Regions from separate parts of the Mus musculus genome. Here regions 1, 2 and 4 are each linked to region 3. Evidence: chromatin loops called from intact Hi-C (ENCODE). Cell type or tissue: heart. All regions are shown on one strand.

Region 1 (8,000 bases), 120 kb before region 3:
GAAGGCCAGAAGAAGGAAGGACGACTCTTGTCCTACCTCGGGAGATGCAAATACAGTCAGAAATCCAGGGAGAAAGTCTCTTTCCTTGGCTGTACTGTATTAGAGTAGGGATAATGGAAAGGGAAATGGCCAGCCCATCCCTTGCAAATCAAGTCTGAAGACAGACATGGTGTTCTATTTCTGTAGTCCCAGCAATTGGGATACAGAGGCAAGAGGGGCAGGAGATCAAAACATTAAAGATCTTGGGTTACAGAACAAATGCAAGACATGACTGGGCTATACAACAGTATTTTTATAAATAAATATATGTTGCGGGAAATATTAAACTCTCCATGGGGTTAGTGCCTCCCCCCCCCAATTACTCTCACTATCATGCAACACCCCACATACCCACAGTCAGTCATCTCAACACCTAATTACCCAGTATAATCAAGACTCTTAAAGCTGGGCAGTGGTGGCGCACGCCTTTAATCCCAGCACTTGGGAGGCAGAGGCAGCCAGATTTCTGAGTTCGAGGCCAGCCTGGTCTACAGAGTGAGCTCCAGGATAGCCAGGGCTACACAGAGAAACCCTGTCTCAAAAATAAAATAAAATAAGGAGGGCTGGAGAGATGGTTCAGTGACTAAAAGGACTGGTTGCTCTTCCAAAGGACCCACATGGCAGCTCACAACTGTCTGTAAATCCAAGATCCAACACCCTCATAGAGGCATACATGCAGGCATAACACCAGTGCACATAAAAACAAAAACAACGGATGAGATGGGCAGTGGTGGTATACGCCTTTACTCTCAGCACTTGGGAAGCAGAGGCAGGCAGATCTCTGTGAGTTCAAGGCTACCCTGGGTCTACAGAATGAGTTCCAGTGCAGCCATGGCTACACAGAGAAACCCTGTCTCAAAAAACAAAAACAAAACCAACAAATGAGCAACAAATGTGTGCAGAATATTTGTAAAATCTTGAATCTTACTGCATTAACGCTCTTTTCATCCCTAAATTTAAACAGTATTCTTCACAAGACCACATTACAATGCTATTTACAAAATTTAAAAAAAATTTAAATAAAAATTTATTTGTTTGTTTGTTTGTTTGAGACAAGCCAGGGTTAAAATTCATTTTTATTTTGGTGTGTGTGTGTGTGTGTGTGTGTGTGTGTGTGTGTGTGTGTGTGTGTGTTTACGTGAATGTGTATGCACAGGTTCCTGTGGCAGTAGGCTAAAAGGCAGTATTGATTGATTCCCCTGGGTCTGGAGTTAGTTTTTCCAGCTCATGGAAGCACATGTATCCCATTTTACACAAACAGGAGTTGAGTCACAGAGAAGTGAGACTGCTTTGCAAGGTTACAGGTTTGTAAGAGCTGGAGCTGGGTCTTCGGTTCCTCAGTGTTTGACAACAGAGCTCTTGTTTGTAATCACTCCCTCTCACAGAATTCCAAAGCCATGTGACACAGGCTCTGTCTAATTTTATAGGGATGATGAACTTCAAGAAAGGCTTCACAGATGAAGTGGCCTGAACCATCTTGGAAGACAAGGAGAGCTGTGTCCTAGCACCTAGCATGAGCCTTTGAAGATAAGTTCTATAAAATGACAAGGAGATAGCTTATGCCTCTAGAAGGGACCATTTTCTTGTTTTTGTGGATCCCAGGGTGTTTCCTACTGAGGTATCCTTTTTGTGATTTAGCAATGGCCTATTGAGTAATCTGATCATTTGGGTATTATATCATGGGTACACACAACTGTCTCATCTACTGAAGGAAGAAGTGCAAGAATTGACTTCAAATGGGGAGTGAGGAAATCAGGGCTGTGTATGCATGACTCCTTTGAGGCTAGTAGTGAGTAAGCAGCAGAACAAGGCAAGAAGCTCCTGGTGTACTGTCCTCAGGAGGAAGGGACAGGTTCTTCCCAGGATCCAGACCAGGCCAACCTCTGCCCAGCTCTGAACATGCACTGCTCCCCCCTCCCCCCAGAACAAACCCCTCTGCTCATTCCAAGCCAGTTTCTAAGTCTCGCTCATCCTTCAAGGTCTAGCTAATTGCACATCTTCCATCCAAGCCTTTTTTACATTTTCTCAGCCCACTATCTAAGTGTCAATCAAACCTCTTAGCTTCTCTTTCAACCAGATTTCTGCCCTGAGCACCTCCACTGCCTATGGGAATCTGATAGCCGCTGTCATCCAGTGTCCCACTTTGGAACTCCTCCTTCTCCTCCCTCCTACTCTTTTCCCTCCTCCTTTTTTTTTTTATTTTTTTTTTTTTTTGGTTTTTCGAGACAGGGTTTCTCTGTATAGCCCTGGCTGTCCTGGACCTCACTTTGTAGACCAGGTTGGCCTCGAACTCAGAAATCCACCTGCCTCTGCCTCCCGAGTGCTGAGATTAAAGGCGTGCGCCACCACACCCGGCTCCTTTTTTTTTTTTTTTAAGATTTATTTATTTATTACTATATGTAAGTACACTGTCTTCAGACACACCAGGAGATGGCGTTAGATCCCATTACAGATGTTTGTGAGCCACCATGTGGTTGCTGGGATTTGAACTCAGAACCTTTGGAAGAGCAGTCAGTGCTCCTCCTCTTTCTTTCTTTCTGTCTGTCTTTCTTTTTTTTTCTTTCCTTCTTTCTTTGCTTTTCTTTCTTCTTCTCCTCTTTCTCCTCCTCCTCTTCCTTCTTATTCTTCAAAAGGTTGCCCTTCTATTTTATTTAACTTCATGTATATCTTTTCAGGGCATCCGATTATTGGTAAAGATGCTCATGATCTGCCAGGTAGGTTTAGGCACTCAAATCTTCATCCTCTGGAAGAGCAGCCAAAACACTGAGCCATCTCTTCATGCCATATCTTGATTTTTGAAAGTAAGCTTCATAAGGCATACACTTCTTTGTGTGTCCATGTGTTTACGTGTATGTGCATGACAGTCAGATGTCAGCATCGGGTATCTTCCCTAATTGTTCTCTACTTTTCTTTTTCTTCTTTTTTTCCTTTCTTCTTTCCTTCCTTCTTTCTTTCTTTCTTTTTTTTTTTCAAGAATGGGTTTCTCTGTGTAGCCTTGGCTATTCTGGACCTGTTCTGTAGACCAGGCTGGCCTGAACTCACAGAAATCTGCCTGCCTGCCTCTGCCTCCTGAGGGCTGGAATCAAAGGCATATGCCACCATCACCCATCATCTCTACCTTATTTTTGAGACAGGGTCTTTGCCTGACATTGGAACTCACCAATTCAGTTAGACCAGCTGGCCAGAGAACTCTAGGAACCCTTTCATCTCTGTGTCCTAAGCATGGGGATTTTAACTAGATGCTCAAAATCTGGACTTAACTCCTCTTGTTTTCCTGGTAGTATTTCACTGATTGAGTTACTTATCCCCACCCCATCATGTTTAAGACAGGGACTCCTATATCCCAGGCTAGCTTGGACAGGTTATATATACAAAGATTATCTTGAACATCTACACTCCTGCCTCTACCTCAGGAGTGCTGAGACTGTATCAATGCATTACTATGCTTAGCTTAAAGGCATACAGAGCTTTTTTTTTTTTTTAAAAAAAAAACTTTTAAAAAGGAGATTTTAATTTATGTCTGTGAGTGTCTTGTCTGCATGTATGTATGTGCACCAAGTTTGTGTCTGGTGCCCTGGGAAATCAGAATAAGGCTTTGATTCCTCTGGCACTGGAGTTATAGATAGCTGTGAGCCACCATGTGGGTGCTAGAACCAAATCCAGGTACTCTGGACAAGCAGTGTCCAGTACTTCACTGCTGAGCCATCTCTCCAGGCCCCATAGAGTTCTTTTTGATTCTCGTGTTCACTTTTGAGATCAAAGGGTTTGTGACTTGAAAGTTTTGTCCTTGCTCCACTTGCTGTTAAGAGTACCTCTTCTAAATCAAGCAAAACAAATAACCTTGCCAACGCAGTTCTAAAGCTCCAGGGGAGAAGGGGTTGTGTGACACAGGGATTCACACAGATGCATTCGGCAATTAATAATAACCAGCACTTAATGAATACTTACTAATTGCCAGGTCCTAAGCAAAATACATTACAGGCATTAACTCATTAGATTCTCTTATGGCAACTGTTATTATCCCCCTGAGCAGAGGAACATAGAGGTCACTCAGCTAGTAGGTGAGGCAGCCAGGATTCAAACCTAGACTGAGTCATACTCTTAATTATGACATTGATTTTTTTTTTTATGGGTAACTAAAGGTCTTTGTAATGCTGAAATGTAGATCAATTTCTTTTGCTACTGATTTGGATTAGGTATTGTGATAGGTGTCCAGCGCTTTACTAATGTAATTCTGGCAAATGAGTCCATGAAGCAGGAAGAATTTTAAAAGAACTTGGCTCCTAAAGGAGTTAATTCCTCAAGTTTCAGTTTCAGTTATCACAAGATCTGGAAACAGATCAAGTCTCCTGACTTTCAAGGAAAGTCTTCAAAGGAAATTGCCCTAGGAAAACCCGGATAGAAACAAGTGATGTGCGCGCGAGGCGTTCGCGTAGTTCACAATGAAGAACAGTGAGAGACTGTCAAAAAGGCTATTCTATTAACACCCACAGAGGAATTTGCTAATGAAATAAAGGAGCTGCCTGTCTTGGGCTCGGATTCAACCTGAGAACCTCTCGGGAGGAAGGGCACAGAGGGCAACCACCACCAGTGCTAGAGAACCGGGAACAGGCTCTGGAAATAGGCTCAGCCCCTGTTTCTTTCTCCACACTCTAATTGGCTGTTCCTTTCCGGGCTCCGCCTCCTTCTCAACCTGGACCAGTAGGCGGCAAAGCTCCACCTACGACCTGGCTAGGGCTCCAATCAATTGCTCAGTTCTCGAGTTCCTCTGAAGAAGTCCCCTTGATGTCTGCAAGCCGCTTTTCCCTTGCTCTTAATTCGCCAGAATCAGCATGAGATCCGCCCCTCTCGCCTTTGGATTGGTCAATAGCCGATAGACCCCGCCCCATGTTCCCTCCGGCTGCCGGGCTTCGGCGAGCCCCGTCTTCTCGGGTGGCCCCGCCCTCGCGTGACGGCCGGACCGGGAATTGGCAGCGGCGCTGCAGCCATTTCCGGTTTCGGAGAGGTGGGTGCGGTGCGGAGCGGGAGTTGGCTCCGCCGCCACCTCCAGAGCCTGTCCTGCTGCCGGGTGCTGCCGGGAGGATGCGGCCGGAGCCCGGAGGCTGCTGCTGCCGCCGCCCGATGCGGGCGAACGGCTGCGTCAAGAACGGGGAAGTGAGGAACGGGTACTTGAGGAGCAGCACCGCCACCGTCGCGGCTGCCGGCCAGGTACGATGGGATCGAGAGGCTGGGCGAGATCGGGGCGGTGGGCCGGGACCCCCGCGAGCCGATGCCCGGGCTGGGCCGGGCCGGGCCGGGGAGGACGGGCAGCCGCGCGGGCCGGTCAGTGGCCGGCTGGCGGCTGGGCGCGGCTCAGGTGTGCTGAGCGACGGGGAGCCGGCGCTGGCTGGGCCTCCCCCCTGAGCGGGAGGGAGACTCAAGGGCAGCGCGGGACTCTACAACTATGTGGGGCTCCCTCACCGTGAGGGGCTCCTCGGTTCTGCCCGCTTCTCCAGTTATTCGAGCCTTCCCAGTACTACCCGGCTCCGCAGCGATGAGCTGTGGTTCTCTGCCCTGCGGGGGTCCCAAGGTTTACCTGGTTTCTTAGGTGTGCGGTGTCCCCTAGTTCTGCCTGGCTCTCCAGCCTCCCGGGGCTCCTCAGCCACGCGGGACTCCTGAGGTCTGCCCGGCTCCTCAGCATTTGCTGTTCTGAAGGGCCCTGGAGGCTGGGCTTCCTCTGCAAGTCTCTGGTTCTTAACCATGTGGATCACGCAAAAAAAAAAAAAAAAAAGTGCAGGCCGCTCCTAGTGGGAAGCAGAGGAAATCTTTCCCTCGAAGTCCGGCGATACTTTCTCGGGTTCCTGCCCGGGTCCCCTCGAGTACATGCTTCCTGTAGAGTCTTGCAGCCCCAAAAGGAAGCTGACGCTCTGAGAAAGTTAGGCAGTGCAGTTGTGGAAGCACAACCGGACAGCCTCTTCCTATCACGTTCTGGACTTCCTTTATGGGGAAAACCTTGGCAGGGAACCTCCTCGGGGGTCTTGTCTTGAAAATTGTCCCGTTGTGCGATTGGTGAGACCCCCATCCCACCATCCAGATAGGATTTTAGGTGGCCCCTTCACGGCGCAATAGAGCTATCGTGGAGGGCGTTGCTTAATCCAGTGGTAAGTTGTCATGAGTCCTTGTATTAATTAACTGAAGTTGAATCATCAACCATATCCATGAACTTCTAAACTATCTTACAGAATTCTGAATTCCTAGCAGTATTTTGCTTGTTTCCAGACATGGTTTCTCTGAGTAACAGCCCTCTCAGGCTGTTCTGCTTTGTAGACTAAGCCTGACTTCCAACTTAAAAGAGATCTGCCTTTGCCTCCCAAGAGCAACTAAGACCCCAACACCTGGCTTTCCTGACAGTTTTATTTATTTATTTATTTTCTGAGACAGGGTTTCTCTGTGTAGCCCTGGCTGTCCTGGAACTCACTGTGTTGACCAGGCTGGCCTCGAACTCACAGACCTGCCTCTGCCTCCCAAGTGCTAGGATTCAAGGCATGTGCTACTCTACCCCCTGGCTCCTGGCAGTATTTTTTAAACCAATTATGCAAATATCGGGAAGAATGGTTTTAAAAGTTGCTCGTTCCCCTTAGCAGGAGTGTGATTGGTGTAGTTTTGATAGGTCAGTGACCCTATTTCATCTTCAACATAGATACTAAGCAATAGCAACCTGTCCCCTACCTGAATCAGTAACTCTGATAGATGTGTTAATCCTGTGGTATGAAAGGGTTATCTTCAAGTCTTATGACCCTGGGGGAGAGTTGAGGGTTAGGAGTGGGAGTGCACAGAAAAGACTTGGCCTCCCTTGAGTGTGTAAGGTGTTTAAGAGTCAAAAGATTGCTTTCAAAAAGAATTGTGTGAGAGGAGGTGTGTTAGGAGTCAGTTTGCAGTCTGAGTTTGATATGACTTGTTTGTAATCCCAGCCCTCAGGCAGGTATATCTCTGAGCTCAGGCTGGCCTGGTCTGCATAGTGGGTTCTAGGACAGCAGGGCGATGAGGGACCCTGCCTCCAAAAAACGGGGATGTGGGGAGGAGTCAGTCTGTTATGAGCCATGAAAGAATGTGCTGTTTTCCCTAGAAGTGTAAAATGGCTAATGAGCAACGTTGTGGAGGTATAGAATGTATCTGGGAGGTTGAGTAACTGGAGCTAGAAGAGAACTGATGAATGGGTGAGTTAGGACTTTTGTGAGGAAAAAGGAAGTCCAGACAAAGCTGGGCATGTGTTAGAGGTGCTTTCTAACATAAGCCACTAGGAGTTATATTTTGAGTAAATAGTAAGTCAAGTTCTGACCTCCTGGAATCCCAGCAATTATCATTTGTAAGCATGGTATTTCTTCAGAGGTTGGCAACTATTAAGATGAAATACCAAGTTACTAAAATGAAATATAAAAATCTGTGACTAGCTGTGATAGAATATCCTAAGGGCTGTACTACTATCTTTTCGAGAAAACGATTTTTCACAAATTATTTTAAAGCAGGTACTACATTTATAAGGAATAAGATCTCTAAGTTTATGAGAAAAAGAGAATATCTTAAAATAGTTCGTGAAGTTGGTTGTGTTAAATTAAATCTATGTGCTCCAGCTCCTACCTGTCTTTCCTTGCATCCTGAAGGGGGAGTATTGCCTTTTTTTTTTTCTTTTTCTTTTTCTGAAAATACACAGTAAGATGCAAACTAGATACCCAAGGGTCTTGCTTTCACTAAAGTACTATTGCATGGATGAAATGTAAAATTGTTTGCTCACATCATGTCTTAACATTGCTTTTTAATGCACAGGAGAGAAGTTATAAACTCGTAGGCTTTCTTCTCTAAGGGGAATCAGCTACCTCTGATACCTGTATACACTCACCAGGGTATGTTTGAAGAGATTAATGCCCATGTTAAAAGCAACTCCTGGATGGGGCTGTTTGATGAGTAGATAATGTGGTAAGGAG
Region 2 (8,000 bases), 67 kb before region 3:
GATCAGCTGTGAGCACCCACCTCTGTATTTGTCAGGCTCCTATCAACAAGCACTTGTTGGAATCCAAAATACATCCAGAATTTCCAAGGAGAAAAAGGAATTTTGTAATGCAGTTTTTTTTTTCTTTGAGTGGGGTGGGGAAGGGTATGGGGGACTTTTGGGATAGCATTGGAAATGTAAATGAAGAAAATACCCAATTAAAAAAAAAAAAAGCCGGGCGTGGTGGCGCATGCCTTTAATCCTAGCACTTGGGAGGCAGAGGCAGGCGGATTTCTGAGTTCGAGGCCAGCCTAGTCTACAAAGTGAGTTCCAGGACAGCCAGGCTATACAGAGAAACCCTGTCTTGAAAAAAAACCAAAAAAAAAAAAAAAAAAAAAAGCTGGGCATGGTGGCACACGCTTTTAATTCCAGCACTCGGGAGGCAGTGGCAGGCGGATTTCTGAATTCGAGGCCAGCCTGATCTACAAAGTGAGTTCCAGGACAGCCAGGGCTACACAGAGAAACCCTGTCTCAAAAAAACAAAAAACAAACAAACAAAAAAAAAGAATAATAACTAGAAAAAATTGTTTCATTTATGTATATACTTTATTTTTATCATATTCTTAGCTTATTATACTTTTTTTGTGTGCATTTCTATTTCCACTGATTCCCTTGTGCAGTTTTCTTTAATCAGTTGTGAGGTGTATAAATTCTGACCATGGTTACTTGTGTACTTTGAATCTGTCAGAGTTTGACGATCAGGCAGTCAGATCAAACCCTGAGAATTGTGATGTGTGAGCTAGATGGTTATGGACCAGTTCTACATGGGAGATGGTGCTACTGCCAAGGAAGACACACATGAGAGAGGAACCTGTGACCTGATACCAGGTCTGTCCCTCCTTGATGCCAGGCTGTTCAATCTTATGGGTATTTGGTGGCTAGAATGTAACTTATTAAACTAGTCGGATCACCCCAGAAGCAGATTTTTTTCATTAGCTTTGAAATAGACTTCAGACAGTCCTTCTGTGAAGACCTGATCAGGAAGTTGCACAAGTCTGTAAGTCAGGAAAATGTGTGACCACCTTGTTTGCTAGTCAGAGTGCTTGCTGTGTAGGACTTGACCTCTTGATCCTCCTGCCTCCCCCTCCCACACGCTAGCATTAGGTGCACGTGCCATCTCACCTGGCCTGTCAGAGTTCTAAATAGCACACAATGCTTTCTTCGCCTCAGAAAATTGAAGACCAAAATGCTACATTTGATAATTTTAATTTCAGTTTTACTGGTCTTGATGAGAACCAAAGAAAGTTTCTAAAAGGTGAAGAAATAGCACAAAACAAAAAGACCCCTGGAGAATATGGTAGCTGCTTTATAGATGTTGACAGTGAGTGCTGTTGCAAAGAGCATTATTCTCAGGACAGTGCTGGCATACACACACATCATTGTATGAAGGCATCAGATATCTTTCATCAATGCTCTCTTCTGGGTTTAGTTCTGTGCCACCCTTGCTGTGAATTGTGTGTAGAAAGCCATTTACTACACAAAATGTTACATAACCCTTGTGAGCACTGCGTTTGGTTTGTGCATGGTGTGTTTCTGCAGGCATCATTCATACTCCTCACAAAAAAACACTTCCACTCTCATTAGGCAGGGACCTCGGCCTGTGATTGTTGTGTCATTCTGGATGTACAGTCCTAACCTGGCTTGTTGTAGTAAATCCTGCTAGAGCTGTACATCATTACTTCCATGCTGTGTAATTTTTTTCCTGGGAAGACATGAACAGATGTCTATTCATTCCAGATAGGACACTGATGACAGAAGAAAGACGAGTCTATAAGTGATGGCCTTTAGACTCCTCTAAAGTCATTGTCAGTTGCTTCTAATCAGGTTTGGTAGATCTCATTATAGATTTTTCCTTTTTTTGTTAATGAGACAAAGCTTACTTTGAGAGTTAAATGATATATTGATATGAATTAAAGATAGTAAGTCATATATATAAGGTATCATTTCAGAGTTGATACAAGATATTTGTGCTTTGGGATGCAATTGTGAGGAAATTACAGCAATTGCCTATTTTACAGTTGCATCGTCTCTTTTTATTTGTTTTTGATACATACAACTGCTGCTCCCTCCTCTTCACTAAAGATATATCCTCATTTTGGAGCCCAGACTAGCCTTAGATTTGCAATCTTCCTGCCTCATCTCTTACACGCGTTCTCGCGACCGGCCAGGAAGAACGCAACAAACCGGATCTTCTGTGGCAAAGCTTTATTGCTTACATCTTCAGGAGCCAGAGAGCAAGAGAGCAAGAGCTCTATTGCTTACATCTTTAGGAGCCAGGGCGCAAGAGCGCAAGAGCTCAAGAGAGCAAGAGCCAGAGCAAGAGAGAGAATGGCGAAACCCCGTCCCTTTTTAAGGAGAATTATTCTCCATCTAGGATGTATTACTCCCTGATTGGCTGCAGCCCATTGGCCGAGTTGTCGTCACGGGGAAGGCAGAGCACATGGGGTGGAAAACTACCCTTGGCACATGCGCAGATTATTTGTTTACCACTTAGAACACAGAATGTCAGCGCCATCTTGTAACGGCGAATGTGAGGGCGGCTCCCCACACTCATCCTCCCAGAGATTAGGGTTATAGGCATATACCACTATGCCCAATAGTACACTAGAATCTTGTTATGCGTGTTTTATTTAAAGATTTAAATGAGGATCTGGAGCGTTGGCTTAGCAGCTAAGAGCTGCTCACAGCATCACTAAGTGATCTGCTCCCAGCCTAGGGAAACATGTTATTTAGGAGCATAAGGACAGGCAATTTGTATATAGGGTGAGACACACAGGCCACTTAGAAGCAAATCATTGTCTGTCAGGCAGTGGTGGCGCACACCTTTAATCCCAGTGCTCGGGAGACAGAGGCAGGTGGATTTCTGAGTTCGAGGCCAGCCTGGTCTACAAAGTGAGTTCCAGGACAGCCAAGGCTACACAGAGAAACCCTGTCTCGAAAAAAAGAAAAAAGAAAAAAAGAATAGAAAAAAGAAAAAGCAAGTTAATACTTTCTTAATTCCTCTTTGACCTAACCTTGGCTTTGCCCTGTTTCTGGCGTCCTTGTTGGCCAGCTGTGAGCTTTGATGGTATTAGCTGACCTTGAGTCCCAGCTTAGCACCTGCACCAGGCTGTTGAAGGGAAAGTAGTCACACACATCTGTGTACTCAGGAACGGCCTCTTAATGTTGCCTCTGCTTCTGCAGGAGCTGATAGACTACCTGCGCACACATTCTCACAGTGCTGTGTATGCCACGTCGATGTCACCGCCTGTGATGGAACAGATTATCACCTCCATGAAGTGCATCATGGGGCAGGATGGCACCAGTCTTGGTAAGTCTTTTTCAGGAAGCATTTCCTTGGCTTAGTAAAAACCTTAGCAGCCAATTGTGCTGTTTCCGTTGAAGTTTTTCCCTAAATAAGGAGTCAGGCTTCCAACAGGGCAACACTGGCCACATATGCTTTTCAGTGTGTTAAATACACTTTGATAACTATACTGGCTCCCTTGTATAGAGTTTCTTCCCTCCCTCCATCTCCTTTTTTCCTTCCTTCCTCCCTCCCTCCCTCCCTCCCTCCCTCCCTCCCTCCCTCCCTTCCTTCCCTCCCTTATTTCTTTATAGGCAGGGTCTCTGTATGCATGACTATCCTGGGACTCTACATAGACCCAGCTGACATTGAGCTCACAGCTTCTGCTTCCCAAGTGCTGGGATTAATGGTGTGTGCTACCATGTCTGAATTACACATGATAAGACCTTTCTTTTTTTTTTTTTTTTTTAATTTATTTATTTATTTATTTATTTATTTATTTATTATATGTAAGTACACTGTAGCTATCTTCAGATGCACCAGAAGAGGTCATCAGATCTCATTACGGGTGGTTGTGAGCCACCATGTGGTTGCTGGGATTTGAACTTCGGACCTTTGGAAGAGCAGTCGGGTGCTCTTACCCACTGAGCCATCTCACCAGCCCGATAAGACCTTTCTTGTTGTCCCACTGTGCTTTTAACTTTAGGAAATTTGCCTTCAGGGTCTTTCTTAATCACATGTTTTATGTGGAAATGTAATTTACTACATAGTGATGTGTGTCTTCTATAGCATGTTTCCAGAGTCTTTGATTTTAAGCCTTTTTAAAGTTTCTAATTTTATGAACAATACATAATGAAGGCCATCTTAAATCTATTTTTGTCGTTGGTGAGATGTACATCCAAAGAGATGCAGGTACATAACTGAATCAAAGTAAAAGATGCTGCCTTGTTTATTACATTGAATCACCAGAGGGCAGTGTTGACCAATTACTGTGAAAGAAGGGTAATTGAGTCTTTGCTTTCTGTTTTTACTTTTAAAAGTCTCTGTACGGATGGGGCATTGTGATACAAGGCTATAATCACAGCACTTCAGAAATGGAGAATTATTCAAGGTCATCCTTATCCTGAGGCCAGCCTATATTATTAGAGACCCTAGCCCATCAAGAAAGAAAAAAGAAAGAAAGAAAGAAAGAAAGAAAGAAAGAAAGAAAGAAGATAACAAAGTTTTCTGCTAGCAGTATGACATGTACTTAATTTAACTTGTTAGCTTGCTGCTTCTGAGGCATTATGGATATGTCAGACTTTACATCCTTAGCCTTGGGCTCTTCATGACATTATAGATGTACATGTATGCTACATGGCACTATAGATGAGCTACAGCCTATGTTGGAGCCAGTTAAGTAGGAGACTGATTTTGACTAAGACTTTTTTGAAACCCAAACTGTCTTTATATTTGTTCCTATCTGTCAAAGATCCTTATTATCTCTATGAAGAGACTTTTGGAAATAGTGTTGTCATCTTTGGTTTTATGCATTTGCCTATTCAGGAAGAAAGTATTAATGCTGCACAGAATTGAAGCCATGTCAATTGCTTCCTGAGTTCACAATAGCATAGATGTATTGCTTCTCTTTCTGATGTGAGAGAATGTGTTTGGATATAAAATATACATGTATTCAGAGACAGAAAGTACAGTGGCCTTACTAGTTTGTTATACAGATTATTTAGTTTGGTCCGTTGGTTTAGACTAGAAAAAGCTAACAGCTATGCTATCAATGTTAATGTTGGTAATTTCTCAGAGCCTAGATCTGTATGATGAAGTACATATGAATTAATGACTTATTTGTACTCATCAAAAATGTCTGATGAGAAAATGAAATATGGCAATTAGACAAAGTGTTGGATTAGTACTGCTTTTCCAGGTTTTGCCTCTCAAGCCACCACCAAAGCTTAGTTCTGTGGCATCTGTGTAATGCTCACAAATTCTGTGGAACCCAGTCATGGCACAAGGATAGCTTATTTTTACTTCACAGGTCTGGGACCAGAATAGAAGATTCCACTGCTAGAACAACTCAGATGGCTGGGGACTGGGATCATCTGTCAGCTTCTTTACTGAGTGTTGGAAAACCTGCTATGTTTGCTGTAGTAACTTGAAAATTTTGAGTTAACTGAATCAAAACCTTCTGTCATGAGCTTTGCTTGGACATCACCAAAATTGATGGTAGCTGGGCATAAGTCTGAGGAGGAGCTATGGAGAGTTTATGAGCCATATTCAGCCTTTCCTCAAAGGGCTCGGCACCCGTCTGCTTAAGTTGCTAAAATATATTATGCTATAGGTGGTGGTGGTGCGTGTCTTTAATCCCAGCACTCAGGAGTCAGAGGCAGGTGGATCTCTCTGAGTTCCAGGACAGTCTGGTCTACAGAGTGAGTTCCCAGACCTGTGAAGTAAAAATAAGCTATCCTTGTGCCATGACTGGGTTCCACAGAATTTGTGAGCATTACACAGATGCCACAGAACTAAGCTAAGATAGTCAGGGTTACATAGAGAAACCTTGTCTCAAAAAGTAACAATAAAAATGTGTTGTGCCATATTATTACAGTATTCAGCATGCCCTATGATATATAGAAATGCACACGAAGATACCAGAGGACCTTCAATGCATGGGCAGTCTTTACTACATTCAAAGGAAATGCCACATTAAGGTCTGTTGACCAGAGGTATACAGGCGAGAGGAGTGAATAGTGTAGTCATGGGAGAGTCGTAGGCCGGTTTCTCAGTTTGCAGGGCTGAAGCAGGTAGATAGTATGTGAGTATGGAATAGTGTTTAAACCGTTTGCAGGGTGGGGAGATTTGGAATGAATCAAGGACACAATATAGTTTTTCCTATTTTCAATTATGTCACATAGGTTCTGCTACCTGAAATTTTACATTCTATTACGTGTAGGAATAGACCAGATTCTAATAATGACTGTCCCTGTCCTTTGTGTTTTCAAATGTTACACGAACCACTCTTGCTGTATGTATCTTAATACAGTTTGCTGTGTTTTTCTCATTATGAGTCCCATGTTGGGGGTGATTTTCTCAGTCACTTGTTTGCAGTTTTACAGCATTCCAGCGTATTCGGGCAGCCTTTTGTTCCTTCTGTTAGTGGATGTTTAGGTTATTACTGTTTTGAGCTGTCACTAGAACCACAGAGCGACCTGTGTATGTGTGTCTCTGCTCTGTGTTTGTAAGGTTAGCTTGGATACCTTTCAGTGAGGTTGGCAGACATCTTTACAGGCTTCTACATTCTTGCCCCAGCCAAGCATACTAGCAGGTGCCAGTGAGCCCAAGACTTGGCAAGCTAAGGCACGATGATTGCTGAAGGTTTGAGGCCAGCCTGGTCAACCTAGTGAGGTCAAGGCCAGCCGGGGCCATGGAGTGAAGCTAAACAAAACAACTTTAAATTCCCTAGGGCTTCAATATACTCTCCCACTACTGTTACTGTACTTAATAAAAAAAAATCGACAGTCTACTATAAATTTATAAAGAAAATTTAACATTTATGTTTTTAAATTTATGAAAGTGTCTAGCCAAAAGAAGAAATGTAAAGTTATGCAAATTGGTGGTGATTCACGGAGAAAACATGCTCTAGAAGGACTATGTTCTAGGACACCGTTCCCAGACTCCACTGAGGAATGATGGAACAAGACAAAGAGGTTTAACATTGTGGAGCTTAAAACCAGGAAAGGCAGACAAAACCCAGCACTGCTTCCTGGGAGTAGGAGGCTGGGGAGGGAGCATTTTTATTTCTATTAAAGTTGCATGTTCCTATATTGGTTTTTTAATAGAGCTTTAAAATAATTCATTAAGCATATTAAATCCTGCTTAAAATGAGATTCAAAGTGAGATGGTCTGTGCTGCTGTTAGGAGAAGAGTGCTGCTCAGAAAGCTGCAGCCAGCCAGGGAGGAGGAGCTACAGTTCTGCTCGCCTTTACTGCTCCGTTTCCTTCCTCCTGGCCAGCCTTCCCGTGTCCCCTAGAATTACTGTCATTGTTGGCTCTCTTTCACTGTCAATATCAAGTAAGAGCAGGTGAGTAGAAGAGTCCGGGGAAGTTCTGAAAAGCCCACCAAATCCGGAGAGCTAGCTTGTCCTTCATGCATCACTGACCACATTCTGTAGTGGATTTTAGATCCAAGACCTTTTTAATGAATCAAAATATCCATAAAAATCAACTAAGATGTTTAAAAAAATTCCAGAACTGCAATTGGATGTAAAATAATTTAGTGCTTTGTGTACAGTGTTTTTCACGTGTAGTTGGATGCTACCACCATGGCCACATCAAAGACAAAGTGAGTTGGATACATGCATTTAACAGGTGGCTTTTACAGGGACTGCACAACGCACTTCCATATGGAAAACTTCACTGCACTTGGCTTCTAAAGAACCTAGGTAAATTCTGTTACTGCTGTAGAACTTGGGTAGGCTGAAGTTTAATTAAACTCAGGTTTGGCCTGTTTGAATTAACCCAGCAATAGACTTGCTAATGAGGTGTTAAATGATCCAGCAACTAATTTAGGAGATGGCAAGTGCTGTCTTTGAAGAAGCATCTGTATGATCTTGTAGAGAACTGCATGCTACTCAGGACGTTTGACCCACCTTAGCACTGCCTTCCGAGCCCAGGAGCGATTGCTTCCTGCT
Region 3 (8,000 bases):
AAAGACAAAGATAGAAAAGGAAAGAAGAGAAAGAAGAAGGGAAATCTGGGGGAAGGAGAAAAAGCGAGCAAGCTGGAAGCAGCGCTCCAGTGTTCTCCACTGCTGACAAAAGGATGCCAGGGTTCTAAACCAAGAACTCAGCCAGAACCACCAAGAGCTAGCTAGATAAAACAGATGCTTGCGCCACAAAGCGAGCGAGAAGAATCTGTTTCCTGGTGGGTAAAGTTAACGATTCAAGTGAGATCCTTAATATCCAAGTATGAATGTTGACACCCCAGCTAGAAAGGAAGCTGAGAGCAGCCAACTGGCATTCAGTCCAATCTAAAATCCTACTTCCATGTCCCCGATGGCTTCTCTGTGCTCTGAGGGGGTCTACTACCAACCAATAAAGAACAGGATAGGGGATGGGAGAGATGACTCAGGTGGCTCAGTGGTTAAGAACACTTGCTGCTATTGCAAAGGAATTAGTTCTGATTCCCAGATTAGAGAGCTCACGACTGCCTGCAAGGCCAGTTCCAGGAGATGGAATACCCTCTTCTGGCTTTCAAGGGTACTTGAAACAGAACTACGTGAACATATAGTACATAAATATGCAAGCATAAAACTATACTATACTAAAACACTGACAGAAAACTTAAAAAAAAAAAACACGAAAAGTCTCCAAACTCTGGGTTTGGAGTCAGGGACACAGAAAAGCTGATGTTGCATATGAAGGCGCCGTCCATCTTCCTCTGCAGGTGGCCCGCCCCGCCCCTGCCCCATCACTGCTTACCTTGCAAGTCTCAGTCTTTAGTGCTGGCTGGCCCACTGGATCTACTGACTCTCCATTCACTGTGGGCAAGATCATGCCCTGAGTAAACTCTAAAAAGACAAAACCCCCCCGTTAGTTTCATAGCCCACATAGCACATAAGTCGTTCAGCTGCTGTAAGCCAGCATTAAGGAAAAGCCTGCATTCTGTAATCTCTACCTCTGGTGGATGCCTGGCATCTATGGAACACAGCAGCATGACCTTTAAAACGTGTAAACACCCAATAAAGGTGGAAGCATTACAACTTCTTTACTCACTTTCTACAAGATTCACTAGTCAGAACCCCGAGTCCCGGCTCACATTAAAAATGATCAACTTCAAGGTGGTCAGGATGCAAACTTCAACACTAAGAGTAGAAGGATGTGGCTGCGATGGACTCCCCAAGACATCCAGGCTCACCCCACCCCTTCAGTTACAACCATCTCAACTTCCCGGAAGAGGAGGACCAGTGACAATCTGGGATTGTCCTTAAATAGTCTCTAGAGCAAAACTTGTTTGATCTGAGTCTCAAAAGCAATTTAAGATTTCTAGTAGCCATGTTAAGAGTTAATGTAGGTGAAGTTTTACTAGCATGTTTACCCTAAAGTTACTCTAACACAGCTATCATTTCAATGGCTGTTAATCTTTAAAAGATTATGAGGTGTTTTTACACTGGCTTCTTTGGGTGCTGCCTTCAAACCCACCTTGTATTCACACTCACAGCACATCTCACTTTGGTTGGCTATATTTCAAGAGGTTAACAGCCAACACTATCAGACAACCTTGCTCAAGATCTTTCTCCAACTCAGAGCCTTTAGAATAACTTCAAAATTAAACAAATACCCACCGCCTCCCGGATCATTATGCATCTGCTAGGGGAGGGCAGTCAGGCCCTCAGGCAGGATCTGGCAGTGGAAAATGGACGCCCCCTTCAGGCATACAGATCTAAAAGAGTACCTGTCTTGAGGGTGCTGATGTAAATTCCCACTGCTTCTCTCAGAAGTTTCACCCCGTCTTCCTTCATTAAGGCCACGAGATTTGTGTCAGGCTCATCTTTGGCAAGGCTCACACTAATCTAGTGAGAGATCAAACACAGGTGATAATGATTTAGGGGCGCTATCATGAGTGTGGGGGCAGAGCAATCAAGAGACTGCGGCGAGCTGCAAAGGAAAAGTGTACAGCTAACTGGCTAGCCGCACAATCCCACCAATGTTCCTTCTCTACTCCCCTGCCTCGGCAGAGATGGCTGACGTTAGAACCCATTTCCTTAGCTAAAGCAGAGCTGCTCAATACATACAAGTTGCTCGGGACGTTTCCAGTGGCACCACAAAGCTAGGAATGTACCCGTAGACTGCTTTTTTGCATCCTCAGCCTGAGCCTGTACTATGTGGGGACTGAATCACGTGTCTCATCTGGGACAACAGGCAGCAAGCGAGGACTCGGCAAACACAAACCTCCACTTCATCCACGCTATTTTCATCAGACAAATTGGGGATTTCCACATGTCCTTTGTACTGCACTCCTGACTTAGAGGTACCTGTCAAAAGCAATGCAATTTCATTAGCCACCTCCTTTGCAGGAAAGGTCCTGCCAGAGCAGTGTCCTACTTAGGCTTCTTGTGACCCTCCACTCTGGGAATGCCACGTGCCAGAAGCAATCACTGGCACCCCTAATGTCTTTCCTCACCCCACAGTGGAGTGAGAGCTGTTATGACTTATTATAGCATGGCACTGGCAGTAGCTCAGGTCCCCCGAGCCTGTCTGGGTAGCCACTAGCATTGGTTGTTAGAACACCTGCCATGGAGAATTTGATTGTGGCCACTCTGCATTTGCTTCTGTGTGAGTTTATAATTTAGAAGTAAGATGTGAACATAGAAAACTATGTGACATCTGTCACTGTCCTATCTCTGCCATCTGTCAGGTAAGGTGCCATCGGTATGTGCTGATCCCTCTGCCTTAGATGGACCCGTTCTGTGATCTCACAAGGGCCCTCAAGCTACAACCCCTGACGGCCAAAACACAACACTTCAAGCTTCTTTCAGGAAAAAACCACCCACCATCCTGATTACAGTATGAATGTATTTCATACTCAGCACATGTATAAAACTCTGGTATTAAGTTTTAGTTTCTAGATTTCATTTTAATTACGTGTGCATGTGTGTGGAGGTTGGGGGGACACACATATGCAAGTGCCCTCAGAGGTCAGAGCCTTCTCATGTTGGAGTTATAAATGGGTGCTGGGAACTGAACTCCAATCTCTGGTCCCCGATTTCTTTAAAGACATTTTTGGATGGAGGACTTCTCTCCCTCTCCCCCTAGAGTTCACCGCCATTTTCCTATCTTCAGTTTCCCAAGTGGTGGGACTATAGGTATGTGTTAACAACATCTAATGGGTACCTGATCAATTCTATCCTATCAACCCTGTGGGTTGTTTTTTTTTTTTTTCTTTCTAAATTGAGTAACTGTTGTTGCATAGTGGACTAAGTTTTAGGGTACATGTTAACTATGACAAAACTCACTCTGTGTCTGTACGCCTCAGTTTTTCAGTGTATTATATAAAAAGGAGACTAGACAAGATATATATAGTTCCTTCTAGGTAACAATACTTCAGATATACATTGAAAAAGCAAAAATTATAGACAGATCTATCTACTTTCATCTTTACTACTCACTTGGGAAATATTCCATTCAGCCCAATTCTCCCCCCTAGGGGTATTACAGAAGGGACATTAAATTATAAGATGGTAAAACAGCCCCAAATCAGATGTATAATTAGCTATGATAGTACAGTGATATAAGATTTGCACTGGAAGTAGAAAGTGATTGAAGCTAAAAGAAACATCCCCCCCTTTTAAAAATCATTCATTCATGAGACAAATGATGGAACTGACGAGATCAAGCAGATAAATTCATTTGGCGTCCCACTGAGTGCCCAATGCCGCTTGCCTTCAAAGCAACACCGTCTTCTCTCTTCAAGAGTTTGTCAGTGCTCAGAACCTCTCCAGCAAGGATCAGAGCTATGGCAACGGGGCTATAACCTCTTCCCTGGCAGCCTGGCAGGCCTTACCTGTCCAGTTCAGTTTGATGGTCCACTCATAGAAGAAGATAAGTTTGCCTTTCCTGTTGTTGATGGATGCCTCCCCATCAAGCTTGTTCACTTCGGTCACCTCGCACTTGCCCTCTTCATTTTCTACTCGAACGGCCAGGAACAGGGTTTTCAGTTTCTCTGTGGACCAATTTGAAGCATCTCTCTCTGTCCTGCAAGACAGAAGCAGCGCTAAGGGCTGGCAGTCAAGAGGAGAACGCACTGTTTCATTCAGCAGGTGACTGCAAGGTTAAAGGAGGCAGAAAACAACCCAACCCTCTCAATTCTACCCTAGAATGTCCACAAACATGCTACTTTTAGGAATCCAAAGGGGTGGCGAGTTGTCAACAAAGAGAGGTGCTGTGCAAACCAAGTTAATACTTTCCAGTCTTAGCACAATGAGCCTTGACCGTTAAAATGGCGCCCCCATTTGGCCAAGAAGAAAGATGTGACCATACTGCTTAAGTCAGGAGAGCAAAGACAAGCAAGCATTTTTGCTAAGAACTTCAGTTTAAAAAAACAAAACAAACCAACAATAATGCTAGCCTCATTAACAGTGTTGTGTCCCGTTCAGTGTTCAAACTTTGCCCTACACATCCTACATCCTCTAGACAGTGTCACAAAGTCCACAAGAAAAATTACATCAAGTAGAATGTTAAAAAGAGACAGGTTGAAGGGGGAAAAAAAAGACGGTAAAAATCAATTCTTTGCCCTTCTAGTACAGCTATTTAAAAATCAAAAAGCTATAACTGAGGAAAAAAAATATAATGTCTGTAAAGTTCAGTGGCACTCCAAATAACTTTGTTTCCAGAAGATTTCTGAGAGATGAGGCAGCTTCCAAGACCGGTTAGGCTGTAAAATCATGACTGCCGGGCAACCTGGAGTTGTTACAACAGAACTTAACAGTTCCGGGTAGGAGACTGCATTGCGTTCAGCATCCCGAAGCTCCAAGTGCCCTGCAGATCACGTTCCAAAGCTTCTCACGCTGGACTGAGGCAGTAGTCCCCTATGACTTTTGCTTTCACTGTAACCCGCAAACCAACAACTACCGCGCCTGGAGCTCTCGAATTCCCCAGCAGACTCCCAACACAATCGGCAGGGGTCTGGATCTCAAGGACGCCTGCGGCCACGTGTAGGAAGTATCACCCGGCTCAGGCTGGATGCAGCAACTAGGGCACTCTGTTCTCGCTCTGAAATTCCTCCTTGGGGACTCAGCAGTCCATGTCGAACCCATCGCCCCTAAGACTGTGATGGTGGCGAGGGATGGAGGGGACCCCTGCTACAGAAAGGACTCACGCCCAACCCCAGGCCAGGGTTACTTGGGTCCCGTACTCGCCAAGGTCCCAGACACCTCCAACCCCTAGCCTGTTAACAGTGCTCCTGCGGCCTGTCTTGCTGGCCCATACCAGTGCCAGTTGTTGACGTTGGTGGCGTCCGCCCGCTCCTCCACGATCCAGCGTGGGTCTCCCTCACCCCACTTGGCCATCAGCTCACTTATCGCACCGCTACCAGCTCCCAAGCAGCCGCAGCCACAGCCTGAGGACCGCTCGGTCCCAGCCGCCTGGCAGCGCCTGGAAACTACTAGAAGCAGCACAGCACCTCCTGGCTTGCTTTTCCCTCCACCCCAACCCCCTCCCAGCCTTAACTTCCGGCTCCTCCTCGCTCTTACCGGGTACTTCCGTTCCAGCTCGCCGAGCCGTAGGTTCCGTAACTTCTGGCGTTCCTTCCAGCTCTCTCAGTTTATCTTAAAAGCTCTTAAGTCTAGGCCCTCAAGATCCTAATCCCCACCGGCTAGGACACAAAATATTCCTCTCATTGTCTCCTTGGGCCCTAAACCGACCTTGCTGAGCCTGATGGGAGTTGTAGTCTTTAAACCAACCCTTCCGATAACTGCGGAAGGTCATGCTGAAAGTAAAGGAAATGACCTAGCACTATGCGCTAGTATTTCTGGGAATGCTAGTCCAGAAGCCTCGCGGCCCGCAGGGAGGACGAAAGAATGATAGAGGTTATGGAACTACAACTTCCAGGATGCTTTGCGGGTATTCCTTTCACCTTCTTCAGACTCTTCTCCGCTGTCCCCTTCTGCTCTTCTCTATGCCTCACAGCCTGTTTAGAAAGGCTGGTCCAGCGGCTGAGCCTGGCGCTGTCCTGAGAAGGAGCGCTCGGTGTGGAAGAGGTGAGGGTGTCCCAAGCCCCTGTCTAGGCCTCGTGTCTAGGTGAACCCACCCTCTCCGCACCCTTTTCTTTCCCTGTCTTTTCTGAGGCATCCTTACACTCTCACTCCGACCTTCTTCTGTCGGGACCACTCTTGGGAGCTCCGAGATGGGGCTTTCCAGCAAGCCTCAAAGCAGCTTACTCAACATTTGGTTCTGAATATGTCTTCTCAGGCACCCTCTAGGCTCTGGTGTTTGTGGTAGATGCGTGGTTTCCTGGACCTTGCTCCTGTAATCCAATCTCTCAGGTCTTTGTTCTCAAACATCGCCTTAAAAACCTAGCTTAACTTCCAGTAGCTGGTTTCTACAGTACCCTGAGGCAAGGAACCTCTTGGTTGTAGGGTTTTGGTTTTTGGTTTTGTTTTGTTTTGTGTTTTAAACGGGTCCTGTTTTCCCTATGTCGTGTTCCCGTCCTCTCGCATCTGTCCCCCTATCCATGTCAGACTGTCAGTGTACAGGTGACGATAAGATCAAATCTCGGAAGCATTTTAAATCACGTTGAAGCCCGCTTTCCTTTGAGCATTCTTAGAGTTATAAATTGTTACCATTTTACTTACCACGTAAATCACGGTCTCTTTTGTCACTCGAAATACAATGTATCCACTACTGTAAAAAGAGTCTTAAGAATTCTTGGTGAAGTACTAAGTTTGTTAGACATATTCTCTACCTATTTCTAGTTACCATTGTAAAGATCTGTCTAGTTTTCCCAAAAGTGAAAAAAGAAAAGAAAGAGTCTAGGATCCAAAAACCCTGGATTGTAGTTTGGAGTAGAAGTGATTTAGTAAAGTTGTGATGTTTACTGCTTCTGAGCTTTGTTCCCCTGGTCGGTGGGAATCTCCCAGGCTTACCTTTCAGGATCGTTGTGAATGACAAATGAATGACAGTTATTTATGAATTTGCACACATGTTAGAGACATGTTTATGTTCTGTACACATCTTCATGATTTGTGGCCTGGTTTAGAATTTCTTTTAATATTTAAGATTGCTTTTTACAAAAATTTTGGAGGCTGGGAATATAGTTCAGTGGTAGAGTGCTTGTCTAAAACGTGGGAGGCCCGAAGCTCAGTTCCCAGAACTGCAGAAAACAAAATTCTCTTGTTTTATCTAAGGTAGCATTAAGATTAGGTAAACACTTTGCATATATTATCTAGTGGCAGACTAACTGCTATATCAAATACTAACGGGATGTAACCTTACATGTTTATTTTCTGCCAAGCACTTTGTTAGGCTTTCTAACACTATTTATCCTTCACTATTAGCCAGTAAGGCAAGATTGCATTTCTCCAAGGCTTAGAAATGAGCCATTTACCTTTTGACTTCAAGGCCCAGTAAGTGGCCAGGTGCTGTGGAAATCTTGGTACTTATTGGGTTAAACTACAATTTTTACTCTTCCACAGCTTAATTTGAAAAACGTGTTTTGTTTTGCAGAACAATACCTAACTTTGGAGCAGTCATGAGAATAATGTGGGATCTTTTAGCTAATATATATTTTCTTGGTCATGATCTCAGAAGTTGGCCCCATAATTAGCCAAATGATTCATAAAATGATCATGAGTTGATGATACAGGCAAGATAATTCTGCTTTTAATTGCTTTCCTTTCTTTTATGTCAGGCATTTAAAGAACATACTGGAAGAGAGGGACATTTGTTGGCTGTAGTCAGCTGTAGTGTTCCCAGAGCTTAGAAGCACAACTCAGAGGTGGCACTCCCTAAATATATGATAATACATGAATTTGCTTATTCTGTTTGGGGTGAGTGTTGGCTGATTTTTGTGTGTTCAGCAAAATTATGATGAATCCTTACAACATTTGCCTCTCGAATAGTATCCCCTTTGTTTTGGTACCCTAGTTCTAATGAGATCCTTCAGAAGGGAGACTATAACTTGCACTTTTCATAGTTACTATAACATCTGAGT
Region 4 (8,000 bases), 150 kb before region 3:
TGCTTCTGTGTTTCTGAAGCCAGTCATTTTTTTTTTAAAGATTTATTTATTGTATGTATGTGAGTACACTGTCACTATCTTCAGACACACCAGAAGAGGACACCGATATAAAAGTTGACCCGCAAAGGAGGAAATTTGGTTTCACTCTAACTATTTGGGTCAAAGGGCAGCCAAAGGTTCTCTCGGTGGTTTCATCCCTCTTGTGAAAACAAAGCACCTTTTAATCTTGATGTAACCGATTAGTCCTGACTCATCCTGGGAGCCATTCTTGGAATGCATAGCCCACAGCACTACCTGACAGCTTTTATTCGCCCATAATTTGTGTCCTCCAGAGAATAAACTCCTCAAGCACACTCTCTTTTGGAGCTGCTTCCCTGACACCTGACCCATCGTGCAATGCATAGTAGCTGCTTAGTCGTAGTCATAATCTTGCCGTGACACTGGTCCCACAGAACTCTATGCAGATCAGTAGCCGCTAGAGAGCAACAACACGGACTGGTGTTTGAACATTTTCAAGCCAGCCTCTTGTGTTGTTACTGTGGGTGGAATTGTGATAGATAAGGCACCTTGGGCATCGCTATCAGAACTTGACCCAAGTACTCAGGACCTTAAGTAGGGAGCATGTCAAACAGAAAGCAGCCAACTGCAGGAAGCAGATCCAGGTAGGAGAATCAGGAAAAGGTATCGGAACACAGGTGCAGTCTTCTTCCTTCCTGTTCTTCCTCCCCCCGACCCCACCCCACCCCCACCCCCACCCCCGTGGTCTTAGCTGCTTTGCATTTGCTGCCTTAGTCCATCTCTGATAATTTTACTTACACGGGGCTGCCACTACTGGACCCGAATTGATGGAAGACTATCAGCTTAGCCACCTTCGGGCCAGCTGTGTGCCCCAAACCAGTTAGTTACCTATGATGAAGTAGGCAGGGATGCTAGGACCTAGCTCTTCAAACTCCAAAGGAGGGATGACGGATGGGCAGAAAGAAGGAGGTTACTGAAAGGAGTGATTGACATGCCTGACCATGTTCATTGTACAATCCTTCTTTTAGACTGAGGTGCTGGAAAACATTAAGCCCAGGTCACTGCTTCAGAGATGATAGGTCTGGAGCCTGTCCAGCCCCCTTAACTATTATGGCTACTTGCAGGCCTTCCCCCAAGCAAAACCCCTTCGGGCTCCCACATAGCACCCCTTAGGTTCTATTAGGTTGAGGCATCTGGTGTCCCTGCGGTCCCATTGCTTTGGAGACTAGAAGCAATTGAAGTGCTCTCTCAGCCAGAAAACCATAATGTAAGGCCTTGGCATCTGGCTGGGAGCTGAGAGATGTGTTGCCATGGAAATGTCCCGCTTCATTTAACAGCAGCATATCTGAGTTTGGTCACATCCACACTGAGGCACGAGAGGCACCCTGTCAGCAGCCCCTATATAGCATGCACACCCCTCTGGCAGAAATACATCTGCAGGATGCAGAGCCCATTCCCCGCACCCTCCTCCCTATCATAGATACCCATACTCCTTCTCACCCTTTCCTGGGGGGCCTCAGCCAATCACCTCCATGCAGCAAAGAGCACTCTAGGGATGGTAGAGTGACACACGACTGCCAATTCTCTTCACCAATTTTATGCTACACGGAAGGCCACTGGGTCCATACACTTTTCCAGTGGCCCCAGAATGCAGCTGTATCACCACCACCCCCCCATAAGTCTACTGTGCTTCTTCAGCGCTTTTTTTTTTTAAGATTTATTTATTTATTATATGTAAATACATTGTAGCTGTCTTCAGACACTCCAGAAGAGGGAGTCAGATCTCGTTACGGATGGTTGTGAGCCACCATGTGGTTGCTGGGATTTGAACTCTGGACCTTCGGAAGAGCAGTCAGGTGCTCTTACCCACTGAGCCATCTCACCAGCCTCTTCAGTGCTTTAATAAAGCCCAGAAGACAACATTCAGGGAAAGGAGTGTAGTAGTCACCACACCAAAATGTTTCTCTGTTTTGCTTAAGAGAACACAGAGGTTAACGTCTCCAGATGGTCCAGAGGACCAAAGCCCCACAATTACCCAGAAGGCCCTAAGTGTCTCAGGCCATGCAGTGGACATCCATTAGTAAGGAAGAGGTAAAGTCAATGAGGTTGGGCTGCACAAGGCTGTAGTCTAAGGAAGCTGAAAGAGCTAACTACTCCATGTATGTTCACATGAGTATATTTCAGCATGAAATTACATGCATGTAAATATGATGCCTATGAAGGAGCCTGAAACTCATGAGTTCATAGATGGCAACTGATTCTTACACTTCACTGCAGGAAACAATGGTTCGTCTTTCCAAACCTGTGAGTTGGTGAAGGAGTTCCCAAGAGGCCATATGCACTGCTGCCAGGTGGGCTGCATGGGTCTCCCCATGGCCCTTCCTCATACTGGGGTGTGATCAGCTTCTCAGAGACCCCAGGACATATTCCAAGACTATGAAAGCAGAACCATGGGCTGGAGAGATGACTCAGCACTTAAGAGCACTGACTGCTCTTCCGAATATCCTGAGTTCAAATCCCAGCAACCACCTGAGTTCAAATCCCAGCAACCACATGGTGGCTCACAACCATCCGTAATGAGATCTGATGCCCTCTTCTGGTGCATCTGAAGACAGCTACAGTGTACTTACATGTAATACAAAACAAATCTTTGGGTTGGAGCGAGCAGGGCCGGAGCCAGCAGGACTGGAGTGAGCTGAGGTCCTGAGTTCAATTCCCAGCAACCACATGATGGCTCATAGCCATCTGTACAACTACAGTGTACTCATATACATAAAATAAATACATACACATAAAATAAATCTTCTGGACTTCTGAAGTTAGTGGCACTAGTCTTCATCCCATCTGATACATCCTACTGGTCAAAATTCAGGGCAATCTTTTTTTAAGAGAGTTTATTGATTTAATGTATATCAGTACACTGTCATATGATTACAGATGGTTGTGAGCCACCATGTGATTGCTGGGAATTGAACTCAGGATCTCAGGGTGAGCACTCAGTGCTCTTAACCACTGAGCCATCTCTCTAGCCCAGGAAATAGCTTCTTTGGTGCCAAAAAAGAGCACAGTCATATCACAAAGGGGCATGTGGATTAGGGTGGGAAGACTCTGTAGACATTAGCTTGATCTGCCAGCCCTTTAGGTTGACTTCTTTCATTAGGAATAGATGTGTATGTATGTATATTATCACTGAGTGACAGGGGATAAATAATGGGATTTTTCATTCTCTGCTGACCAGTTACCGATGCTTGAGCAATTGTGTACTCAAAGAAAAGCCAGATGTGGTGGTACATGGCTTTAATGGAAGGCTGAGGCCAGGGAATTGCAGGTTCCAAGCCAATCTGGGCTGTAAGGTGAGATTCTCCTTCATAATAATAATAATAATAATAATAATAATAATAATAATAATAGAAAGAAAACGTCCGACCCACAGTCCCATTCATAGAATAGAATGATAGAATGGTCTTCCTTGGTAAGACTTTGTTTTTGTTTGTTGTTCTTGTGTATGAGTCCGCTGTTGCTCTGCTCAGATCAACCAGAAGAGGGCAGCATTGGCTCCCATTACAGGTAGTGGTGAGCCACCATGTGGTTGCTGGTAAACGCGGTCTTAACCACTGAGCCCAAGGTCTTCATCAAACTGATTTTACTTTTGTCTGCTGTTCCCGCTGAGGCGATCTGCTCTGTGTGTGTGGATGATCTTACAAAACTTCAGGCTTGAGGAAAGAAGACAGGCAGAAAACAAAATCCCTATCTTCAAAGCAACAAGTTTAAGAGACATGGATACAACTCACTGGTGGCGCACTTGCCCGGTATACTTGAGGCCATGGGCTTCATCCCTGGTACCACAACACCACCAAAGGGGGCAAGTCTGATGCATCATGATAATGGCCACTGAGCCGTGAGCAAGGGCCTACCTGTCGAGCAGCATGTCAGTAAGGGTTCCTAGGACACCATAGAGAGAGGCAGGAGAGTACAGCTGTTGGATAATGGGAAGGAGAAGGGCATCAATCCCCCGGGGGAGAAGATGGCAGGGGAGAAGGTGGCAGGTACGTGAAAGGCCCCCAAGGGAAGGGGAGAATCCAAAAGAGAATCCTTTTTTCTTTGTGGCACTGAGCTTTTCATTATTGTAACAAACAGCTGCAATCCCTTGTAAAGAGAAGAGACCCCGAGCCCACAGATTTGAAGGTTGAAGTCTGTCCTTCCGAGGAGGACATCATGACAAAGTGTTGTGGAGTTAAAGAAAAGAGATGGAGAGGAAAAGGTGAAGGAAGGGGAGGAGTGGGGAATAGGGTCTCAAAACACCCTTTAAACATGCACCCCAATGACCTAAAAAAAAACTTTCAGAAGGTCCTACTCACTGAAAGTCCAGAGTCCCCAATAGCATTGTCCTGGGAGCAAGCCTTTACCACAAAGGCTTTTTGGGGCCACTTAGTAATAACTACAACAAAGCTCTTCACGTTTCCTTCCCATGAAGACAGTTTAATTGATGGAATTTCTGGAGCTTTCTACCTCCTTGCTCCTTCCTCCCTGATGGATATAGTAGAGGAACAAGAGATTCCTCATTCTTGGTTTGGGACTAATACCTGGGCAACCTTGGCTCAGACCTACACCTTGTCTCTCTTGGGCACGAACACACCTGGAGATATTGCCATTGGTTAAGTGCACTGTCTGCTCTTCTAGGGGACCTGGGGTTCAATTCCCAGCATTCACATGGCAGCGAAAACTCTGTAGCTCCAATTCCAAGGTATATGGCACCTGCACAGCCATACATACAGGCAAAACACACATGCACATAAAATAAAAATATATCTTTTTAAAAAAAGGAAGTGCAAAGAAAAAGAAAAAAATAGAAAAAAAAAGGAAGTACATGTGTTGTTTATTGAAAGCCTTCTGGAAGCCTATAATGCAATGACTATTTATAGCTGTGTGATTGGCCAATTAGCCCAGTTTGTGACTTCGACTCTAAGCCCCTTACCAAGCTTATGTGTGAAGTTCAGAGTCTCTTGATAAAGGCTGATGCCAGGCAGTGGTGGCACACGTCTTTAATCCCAGCACTCGGGAGGCAGAGGCAGGTGGATCTTGAGTTTGAGGCCACCCTGGTCTACAGAGGGAGTTTTAGGACAGCCAGGGCTACACAGAGAAACCCTGTCTCAAAACAAACAAACAAAAAACAAACACACAAAAAAATTAGAAGAGAAAGGCTGTCAGGAGCACAATATAAAGATGGGGTATTAGGATCAGGGTCACACACACACACACACACACACACACACACGCATGCGTGAGTGTGCAAAGAGTTCTCAAGCTGCAAGTGTACTAGAGGCATTAATTGGAAACTCAGTGGGACTTCCAGGCTAGCTATTGACAGAGACCTTGGCTCAGCATCATGTGGGTCTTTCCACAGGATAGTCTCAGTGTCCACAGAAAGTGACATTTGTCTTCCCTTGAGCCAAGGACTAAGTGGCACAGGGGAAGAGGGAACCAGTGCACCTTTTATCTAGTTTCTAACTTTGAATATGGACACTTCTGCTTGATTTTTTAGGTCAGCAGTTAAACATAGTCCAGAAGGGAAAGTGGGAGCACCTTCGTTTGTTGGGAGCAAAGAACCAGAAAGCCCTCAACAAAGGAAAGACACACGAAGACAAATATTGGGCTGAGGTGGAGCTCAGTGCTAGAGTTCTTGCTTAGCATGGACAAAGCCCGGTGTTTAATCCTCATCATTACAAAGGAAATGGAACAAGAAGAGAGGTCAGGGCGAATAGAAAGGAGGGGAAGAAAGGAGAGGGGAGGGGAGCAAAGAGGTGATAGGAGAGGGTGGAATGAGATACTGCAATATCCCTTTGCTTTAGAGTGAGTGTAAAAGGACAAATATCCTTAGGTTCTCTGTTGGTGTTTGGTCTTGCTGTCTATTGTAATGCTAAGTGTGGGCCGCCCAAAACCTAGAGTCTGCAGGTAGACCCAAGTGATACTATGTGACCCAAGTTATTTCTGATTGATAATAAAGATGCTGACAGCCAGGGACATAGGTGGGGTTTAGGATTTTCAGGCTTGGTGTCAGAGGAGAACCACAAGAAGAAGGTGGAGGAGGAAAGAGAAGCCACCATGGGTTAGGAGTGAAGTAAACATGGCCCTGAGTGTTGTGTTCATCAAAAGATAAAGAGAGAGGGGATATGTTTTGTGAATGTGTAGTCAGGTATGGGGGAAAGGGGTGTCTCTGCAGGTCCATGTTGAGGCATCCCTTTCCCCTGAGGGACCAGCCATATGATGGTTATAGTATGGAATGGAGTTTATTTAGGGCATGGGAAGGGAGTAGAAACAGACAGAGAAAGAAAGAGAGACAGAGGGGAGCTGGAGAGATGGCTCAGCAGGTAAGAGCACTGACTACTCTTCCGAATGTCCTGAGTTCAAATCCCAGCAACCACATGGTGGCTCACAACCATCCATAATGAGTATTTGACACCGTCTTCTTGTGTGTCTAAAGACAGCTACAGTGTAGTTAAATGTAATAATAAATAAATTTTTGGGCTGGAGCGAGCAGGGGTCCTGAGTCAATTCCCAGCAACCACAGATGTAAAGCTACAGGGTACTCATATACATAAAATAAATAAATATTTTTACAAAGAGAGAGAAAGACAGAGAGGAGAGGAGGCAGTTCATGAACACATGAAGAGAGAGGGTGGAGGGGATGGAGAGAGAAGCAGCAGAGAGGGAAGAGAGTAAGAGGATAAGAGAGTAGAGGAGCAAAAGAGTGAGGAGGGGCAAGCAGCCCCCTTTATACTGAGTCAGGCACACCTGGCTGTTGCCAGGTAACTGTGGGGCAGAGCCTGGAAGAAATGCTAACAGTGTCTACACATGGCACATAGAGATACAATGAAAAGGAGGTTTTGCTGACCTACAGTACACCAAGGACCAGGTTTGCACAGCACATTAGGCGACCTTCCTCTTTTTCTCACCCTTACGGATAATCCAGCAAACCCAGCTCTGCTTGTGTAAGTAGGGCTCTGGCCACGTTGGTTGTCCACTTTCTCCAGTGGAGGACCTGACTCCCCTCAACAGGCCAATGCAGTGCCACTTCTGAGCCCAGGTCTCCCTCTAGTGATCATTCAAGGAACAGCAGGCAGGCAGGCTCCTTGCTCCTCTGCAGAAAAGACAACCTTTCCAAAACCTATATCTTGCCTCTCATCCTTTGCTCAGAACCTTTAAAGACAAAGACTCACACCTCCAAAGCTCTCCCTCTCTCCATAGGCCTTCAAGGAAAAAAGCCCAGCGAAAGGCCTAGAGCATGGTCAATACTATAGGAGGAGTGCAGGACACAGCAATCCCCCTGGCTCATACCCGAACCCTTCAACCTTTTACATTTCCAACACCACTCAGACTTAGCATCCTACACACACACACACACACACACACACACACACCATCTCTGTTTGCACATAACACACCCCCCTGTGCTTAAGTCATGCTCTTCAGAATCACACCTTGGATGCCTTTCTTCTCTGTCTAGTCCTACATAACCAGCTTTTTTCTGCCATTAAGCTTCACCAGGCTGGTCAAACTCTGTGAGTTCGAGAACAGCCTGGTCTACAGAGTGAGTTCCAGGACAGTTAAAGTGCTACACTGGGAAACGCTGTCACAAAAACAACAACAGAAAAACAAACAAACAACCCAAACAAACAAACAAAAAGACAGGACAGTAACTTTATCATTTTCTTTAAAGAAAATACACATTTTCAAGATGTATTTTATTTTTAATTACATGTATATGTGTGTGTGCCTGTGTGAGAGTGTGTATTCATGTGAGTGCAGTTACCCTTAGAGGCCAAGAGCCAGTATGGGATTCTGGAGTCAAGTTACAGGCAGCTGTGAGCAGCCCAACATGGAGGACTGGGAACCACACTGAGATACCCTGTAAGCACAGTATACAAACTTAATTGCTGCGCCAGCTCTCCAGCCCCAAAAAAATAAAAAATAAAGATTTTTTT

What was found. Hi-C counts contacts between places; a loop is a spot of excess contacts. Peaks named below come from ENCODE experiments on the same cell type or tissue, not always from the same donor. Only the 100,000 strongest peaks of a DNase experiment are listed, where the experiment ranks them.
Region 1: it touches region 3 in a loop (2.6-fold over the local background); 3 of 42 quality-filtered maps call a loop at or near these places.
Region 2: a loop joins it to region 3, with 6 times the contacts of the local background. A loop is called at or near these places in 18 of 42 quality-filtered maps.
Region 4: a loop joins it to region 3, with 4 times the contacts of the local background. A loop is called at or near these places in 9 of 42 quality-filtered maps.

What each region holds. Positions count from the first base shown.
Region 1 is chr12:87,385,293-87,393,292 of GRCm38, reverse strand. It overlaps Sptlc2 (serine palmitoyltransferase, long chain base subunit 2), which reads left to right and starts at 4,938. Exons shown (of 12, transcript NM_011479.4): 1 at 4,938-5,247. The coding sequence starts at 5,122. Gm33444 (a long non-coding RNA gene) reads right to left here. Exons shown (of 3, transcript XR_381803.4): 1 at 5,615-8,000. In heart, a CTCF peak has its summit at 4,764; DNase peaks (open chromatin) are centred at 4,832 and 5,942; H3K4me3 peaks cover 2,457 bases; H3K27ac peaks cover 2,205 bases.
Region 2 is chr12:87,331,381-87,339,380 of GRCm38, reverse strand. It overlaps Sptlc2 (serine palmitoyltransferase, long chain base subunit 2), which reads left to right. Exons shown (of 12, transcript NM_011479.4): 9 at 3,223-3,349. Among named protein-coding and RNA genes, the nearest start is that of Ism2, 36 kb to the right of the region's middle. In heart, a CTCF peak has its summit at 4,271 (motif pointing right); no DNase peak of the experiment used is centred here.
Region 3 is chr12:87,264,200-87,272,199 of GRCm38, reverse strand. Vipas39 (VPS33B interacting protein, apical-basolateral polarity regulator, spe-39 homolog) reads left to right here and starts at 5,914. Exons shown (of 20, transcript NM_001142580.1): 1 at 5,914-6,048. It overlaps Ahsa1 (AHA1, activator of heat shock protein ATPase 1), which reads right to left and starts at 5,472. Exons shown (of 9, transcript NM_146036.2): 1 at 5,279-5,472; 2 at 3,855-4,045; 3 at 2,243-2,325; 4 at 1,746-1,863; 5 at 773-861. The coding sequence starts at 5,358. In heart, CTCF peaks have their summits at 4,317 (motif pointing left) and 5,452; DNase peaks (open chromatin) are centred at 5,489 and 5,819; H3K4me3 peaks cover 3,559 bases; H3K27ac peaks cover 2,457 bases.
Region 4 is chr12:87,412,467-87,420,466 of GRCm38, reverse strand. No RefSeq gene overlaps it. Among named protein-coding and RNA genes, the nearest start is that of Mir3068, 21 kb to the left of the region's middle. In heart, CTCF peaks have their summits at 3,557 (motif pointing right) and 7,119 (motif pointing left); DNase peaks (open chromatin) are centred at 3,586 and 7,036.